Linked DNA regions of Mus musculus: region 2 is linked to region 1. A link is a loop called in an ENCODE intact Hi-C map of the cell type or tissue named here. Cell type or tissue: heart. All regions are shown on one strand. Each heading gives the region's core, and the rest is flanking DNA. Links, peaks and the distances in the headings are about the cores only. Region 1 overlaps M1ap (meiosis 1 associated protein). Region 2 holds the start of Gm32534 (a long non-coding RNA gene).

Evidence for each region. A loop is a pair of places that touch in the nucleus more often than their neighbours do. Peaks named below come from ENCODE experiments on the same cell type or tissue, not always from the same donor. Only the 100,000 strongest peaks of a DNase experiment are listed, where the experiment ranks them.
Region 2: it touches region 1 in a loop (13-fold over the local background); 10 of 42 quality-filtered maps call a loop at or near these places.

Annotation. Positions count from the first base shown.
Region 1 is chr6:82,969,525-82,972,342 of GRCm38, forward strand. The region is part of intron 3 of M1ap (meiosis 1 associated protein); the gene reads left to right. Among named protein-coding and RNA genes, the nearest start is that of M1ap, 24 kb to the left of the region's middle. In heart, for the core only: a CTCF peak has its summit at 1,674 (motif pointing left); no DNase peak of the experiment used is centred there; H3K27me3 peaks cover 492 bases.
Region 2 is chr6:82,712,858-82,715,675 of GRCm38, forward strand. It overlaps Gm32534 (a long non-coding RNA gene), which reads right to left and starts at 2,073. Exons shown (of 3, transcript XR_377781.3): 1 at 1,868-2,073; 2 at 1-34. Gm32480 (a long non-coding RNA gene) reads left to right here and starts at 2,349. Exons shown (of 2, transcript XR_003956455.1): 1 at 2,349-2,664; 2 at 2,752-2,818. In heart, for the core only: a CTCF peak has its summit at 1,551 (motif pointing right); a DNase peak (open chromatin) is centred at 1,684; H3K27ac peaks cover 228 bases.

The sequences.
Region 1 (2,818 bases), core at 189-2,688:
CCAAACATTAGTAAACGGCTAAAAGCTAAGTCTCAACATTTAAAACTCCAAGGGACGTCCTAAGGCCTCACACACTTCTGTGAGCTCCAAGTCTAAGAGTTCAACCAGACCCTTAAGAGGAAATTCCCTTATGACTCAAACCTGGATGGCAAGGGGGTGGGGCAGGAGAGAACAGGCATTCTGAAATACACTCAACGGTTCTTTTTCATAAGTTCTGTGGCCAGGAGAAACTAGTTAAACAGAACCTAGGGTTTGAACTGACCTAACTCACCTGAAGGACAAGAGAGAGCAAACTCAAGCTAATTACAGCCTTCCACATAGAGAGGAATGATCAACTCCAGCCCAATCGAGTCCCCATGCTCTAACCCACTCCAGCCCAGTCAAGTGCCCATGCTCCAACCCAAGGGGAAGAACACACTGAGAAACACTGTGGAGTTTGTATTTGAGTAGCAGCTTCTCTTGAAGACTAGGAACAAATAATCACATATCAATATTATTTTACGAACTTGTTTTGGGGGCTGATGAGTTGATTGAGTGGGTAAGAGCACTTGCTGTTCTAGCAAAGGACCCAAGTTCAATTCCCAGCACCCATATAGAAGCTCATCACCTTCTCAGACACCAGTCACACATGTGGTGCCCAGATGCTCTCGCAGGTGAAACACCCACACACATAAAATCATAAAAATAAATCTTAAAAAATGTTTAAAAACTTGATTACGCGAGATTTTAAAAACTTATTACTCTTATTATTTGAATAGAAAATAATAATAGTAGAGAATGTGTCCTTTCACACAAATACCACATTTGTAAAGGCCAATTACAATAACATCTTTGACCCAGTGGAACCCGTCTATCACAGAAGATGACAAGCGGAATAAAAGGCAAGACACACCATTTGAAGTTAGAATAGGTATTAGACCCAGTCATGGCAGGTATGCTAGAATTATCTGACTGTAGAATCTATTTGTTTGTGTGTGTGTGTGTGTGTGTGTGTGTGTGTGTATTTGTATGTTATTTATTTTTGAGACAAAGTCACACTATGTAGCCCTGGATGACCTGGAACCTACAATGTAGACAAGGCTGTGCTCATATTTTTGGAAATCTTCTTACCTCTGCCTTCCAAGTGTTGGCATTATAATCATGTACCAACATACCTGGCACTTGACTGTAGAATTTAGAGAACAAGGATTGATAGCTAGCAGAGAACAGGGCACGGTGACACATCCCTATAATTCACGGCAGTCGTGGCAGATCCACAGAGCCACCACAAACCAACCTGATCTAAGCAGAGGCAGCTTGAGGCCTGGGAGGACAACCATTTCGAGCTAAAATGGCAAACAGTAGCCCAGGCATAACCACATCAGAGCCTTAGAGTTTAATCCAAGCTGAGGCTCCCAGCACTGGGGACAAAGTATCTCCATGAGTTCAGGCCAACTTCATCTACATAATGAGTTACAGGCCATCCAGATCTAAATTGTCAGACTATCTCCAAAACAAACAAACAAACAAACAAATCAGAAATCCAACTGTTCGTAACAAGAATGTGTAACAAACCAAGCTTGGGAAATTTAATCAGCCAGTACACATGAAACAGGCATGGATGGGAACTACCCAAATTCTAGTCCATGTGGAGGGCTGGGGCTGGAAAATGAGGATGTGCTGACATCTACTGGACACCAAGAAAAACTCAACCCAAACGGTTATACGTGTGTACTCCACTATTCACAAGGCATGCCCACCCCGGGAATCTGGTTTTACGGGTTTGAACTGGACCTCTAGCCCTCAAATCCTGTCAGTTTGCTACAGAAGCTATCACAGGGAAAGGAGGAACTCAGTAGTATCCTGTTAAGGAAGAAATGCTGACTAATGTTATATAAAATGCATATGATACATGGGACATATTACATAATTCATGTGGAGGGTCATTGAACTCAGAAGTTTGCACGTGTTGGGCAAGCACCATGTGATTTTTTTTTAAAGATCTTTGGGTTATATAAGTATCTCTTAATAGTTTTTTTTATATTGCCTGATTAGGTTTCATGATTATTCTGTGTTCCCACACTCGTCCTATTGTGGACTCTCTCTCATTCCCTCCTCTCTTTTTCCCATGCCTTCTCCCTTTACCTCTTAGATATAATTTTCTGTGGCTTCTTTAAACTGTTGATCCTTCTAATATCCCAGCTTCATCCTCCCATGTGTTTTCTCAGTTGCTCTAACCTTGATCCCTGTCCTTCCTAGGCCTGTTTCCTAGCCTTAGTAACTAGTAGCTTGGTGCGCACTGCACTGTCCTTGTTTCTTTGTATCCTGATAGTTATTAAAGTTAGATGACTGTTTTTAAATACTATGATATTTACATAGTGTGGTGGCTTCTACAGTTCATAGTCTACTCTTGGAGTGGTGTAGTGGATGGTGCCCGACACCCTGGCACAAGGACTGGGGATTCAGCTACTGAACCACACCCCTCACCGTGGGAGGGAATGACAACTCAGCTTCAACACCTCAACTGGAAAAATGCAGCTGACCTTTTAAATCCAACCAATGGGTTAACCCTAAATGCACAAGTAACAATGAAGAAATACAAGAGACATGAAGAAATCAAGGCAATGGGACTCCTCTGGAAAATGCCAGTTCTCCAGTGAGGGATTCAGTGAAAGAGAATTAGAGGAAATCGCACACACAAAAAAAAGTTAAAAGAATAATCAGAGGAATGTGTAATAAATGGAAGAAGCTCCTAATATACTTCTAAGTGAAGTCAAGGAGCATCCAAATAAGCAACAGACCACGGAGATGGTCCACACCAACTCTTATTGCATCATTA
Region 2 (2,818 bases), core at 193-2,692, 260 kb before region 1:
GAGGCTGCCCTGGATCCTATGCCCTGGAACGGCTCTTCCCGAGAGCCAGAGAGAGACATGAGAAAACAAATGCTCAGAAGCCTGGGCAGCTGCTAAGATGCCTAGCCCAGCCAGCCTGACCTCTTCTCCCACAGCAGGGCTTAGGCAGAGACAGACATGACTGCTTTCCGGTGAGCCTACCAGACAGCTTGCTTTCCAGTCAGATGGACAACTTACCTGGAGAAGTCTGGCCATCTCTTTAGGCTATGAGCTCCTTCTAAGGGTAGACTGGAACTCTGTGTGTGTTCGCATGTGGTCACATGTGAACATGCAGGTGTACGTGGGGCTCAGAGACGGATATCAAGTATCCTCCTCAACAGATCTACATCTTGGGGTTTTTTAGACAAGGCTGTCCATTGAACTGGAGTTCACTAGCTGAGCTTGTTTGGCCTTTATTATTCCCACATCTCCAGTGCTGGGATGTTGGTTTGGATGATCCAGCCTTTAGAATGGGTGATGGGGATTTGAACTTGGGTCCTCATGCTTTTGTGCCTGTCTCCTCTACCAACTGTGCCCAGCCACTAGATTAGGACTTTAGAGGGTAAAGAAGTGCAAAGAGAAACGGGACGGGCAGCCAGGAAAGAGGTTGAAGTGAATGATGGCATTCACTCACAGCAGCCGGCCCCTGTTGCTGGGATGAAACCTCACTGCGCTCAGCTATCTTCCTGAACCAAGAACAACTCCATCCTAGGAGATGGAGTCATGGGAGGAGGGACTTGGGAAAGAAAAGGGGGATCAAAAGAGGAGAGACTCCAGGGACCCTGTGCATACCAGCCTGGAGTCCACCAGACAGCTTTGGAGACCCCCACTTTCCCCAACAGGATGTTTCTGCTCTTCGCTTTCTGCCACATTAAATGCCTGTTTTTACCTCGGTGAGTCTTGTATAACTCTGGGAACAATGCCCACACCTGAGCAGGTGGCACACAGCACTGGCAGTCCTATTATGTAATATGACAGAAGAGCCATCAGGTGTAGTCTAGACACACCCACCAATGCACTGGTTCCTGCCCCTCCCTCTAGAACAACGGTTCTTAGGTTCTCAGCTTGTAGATCACAACCCCTTTGGGGGTCAAATGACTCTTTCACAATGGTCGCCTAAAAGCATTGGAAAGCATAGATATTTACATTACAATACATAACATTAGCAAAATTGCAGTTATGAAGTAGCAGTGAAAACAAGGAACTGTATTAAAGGGTCACAACTTTAGGAAGACTGAGAACCACTCCTCTAGAAGGATGTCAGCCATCTTAGCAACTTATATTTCTCCTCCCCGCCCACCCCATTGCCTTCCTACTTTCAGTTTTTCTTTTCTCCATTTTCCCTCTTTTTCCTTCCTCTTCCCTTCAAATATTACATAACCTTAGGAAACACACATGGCTTTAAACGAATATATTTGTTTTAAGAATCAAAAAAAAAAAAAAAAAGGAAGGATCTAGTAATAGCTAAGACTAGGACAGCCTTCTCTGTTTTCTCAGCAACATGGGTTGCAGTGTCCACCAGAGGCCACTGGAGGGAGCCTCTGAGTCAGAGCTACTGAAGGGCACCGAGAAGGGAATTTATTTGCCTTATGCAGTGTTGAGGGCTGCCTGCAGGGCACCATCTCTCCAAATCTCTAGGCTAACAATTGGGTGAGTACCAACTCCTGATGAGCCAGAGAGGATGGGGCACAAAAGCTGGCAAGCGTGGGGAGCTCTCTAACATCTGGCCTTGGGAAGTGGTGGGGGCCATAATAGGTTCTGGACTAGAGTTCCATCCTCAAGTGCCATGTCATTTGGCAGTGGGGGGGGGGGGCTACCTGCTCCACCGTGAAGAATCTGTTGGACTTACCTTCCCCGTGGTGAAGAAGGCCTCAAAACTCGATTTAACCAGATCTCTTCATTGTCACGTTCCTTGCAGCCAATTGTTTATGCAGGAGTTTCATAGTCACCTCATGTGTAATATATACAAACTGAATAAAGCATGCGCCCTTTCTCAATACTTTCCTTCTAGGGCCTTTGGTTAAATGCTCTACAGACAACATTGGAGCTTAGAAATATGTAGACCACTGCCAAGAAAGGAGTCGTCTGGTCCTGCCAGAAGTAGGACTCAGCACAGTAGAACACCTGGTGCTGGCCTCCTAGGGCAACTCCGCAGTCTCAGGCCAAAGACATTTCAAGCACCACTGAGCAGTGGGGAAACTGAACCATTCAGAGGCCCCAAGTGCTTGCCTTCGTAAGTCCCCCGGGTTAGCAGGAAGTACAGGTGGTTCTGGCATTTTCCAGTGCTTATTAAGACAGAAAACATTTAATAAAACACAATAGATGTTTGTCCCTCAGAGAACCCAAAGTCCAGAAGCCACTGGGGATTCAAATTTTCTATTTATTTCGACACTATGATTGGTGTGTTTCTTGCCTGCTTTCCCTGGAAATGGGTTCTCAGCCTGGAGAGCAGAGTGTGAAGAGAGAGTTGTGGCTATTGCTCCACAAGGCAGGGAGAGGCATGTCAGCTCCTGAGCACACAATGGAGAAAGTCTCACTCCCATCTGCTTGGACAGCACCACCAACTGCACCTGGAGCCAGCTCTGTGAGCAGTCCCGGCCTGCCGGCACACCGCTGGCCCACATCCCAGAATTCCCCGATTTTCAGGTAAGTATTCCAGCAGCAGATGGAGTTTACAACTAGCAGAAGGGTGGATGTTCAAGCTAGGCCTCTCAAATCCCCTTGTTCTTACAGTGCAGGGTAGCAGGCTTGGAAAGGCTGATGTCGCACTTTGGAAATGGTTAATGGTCTGTGTCGGAAG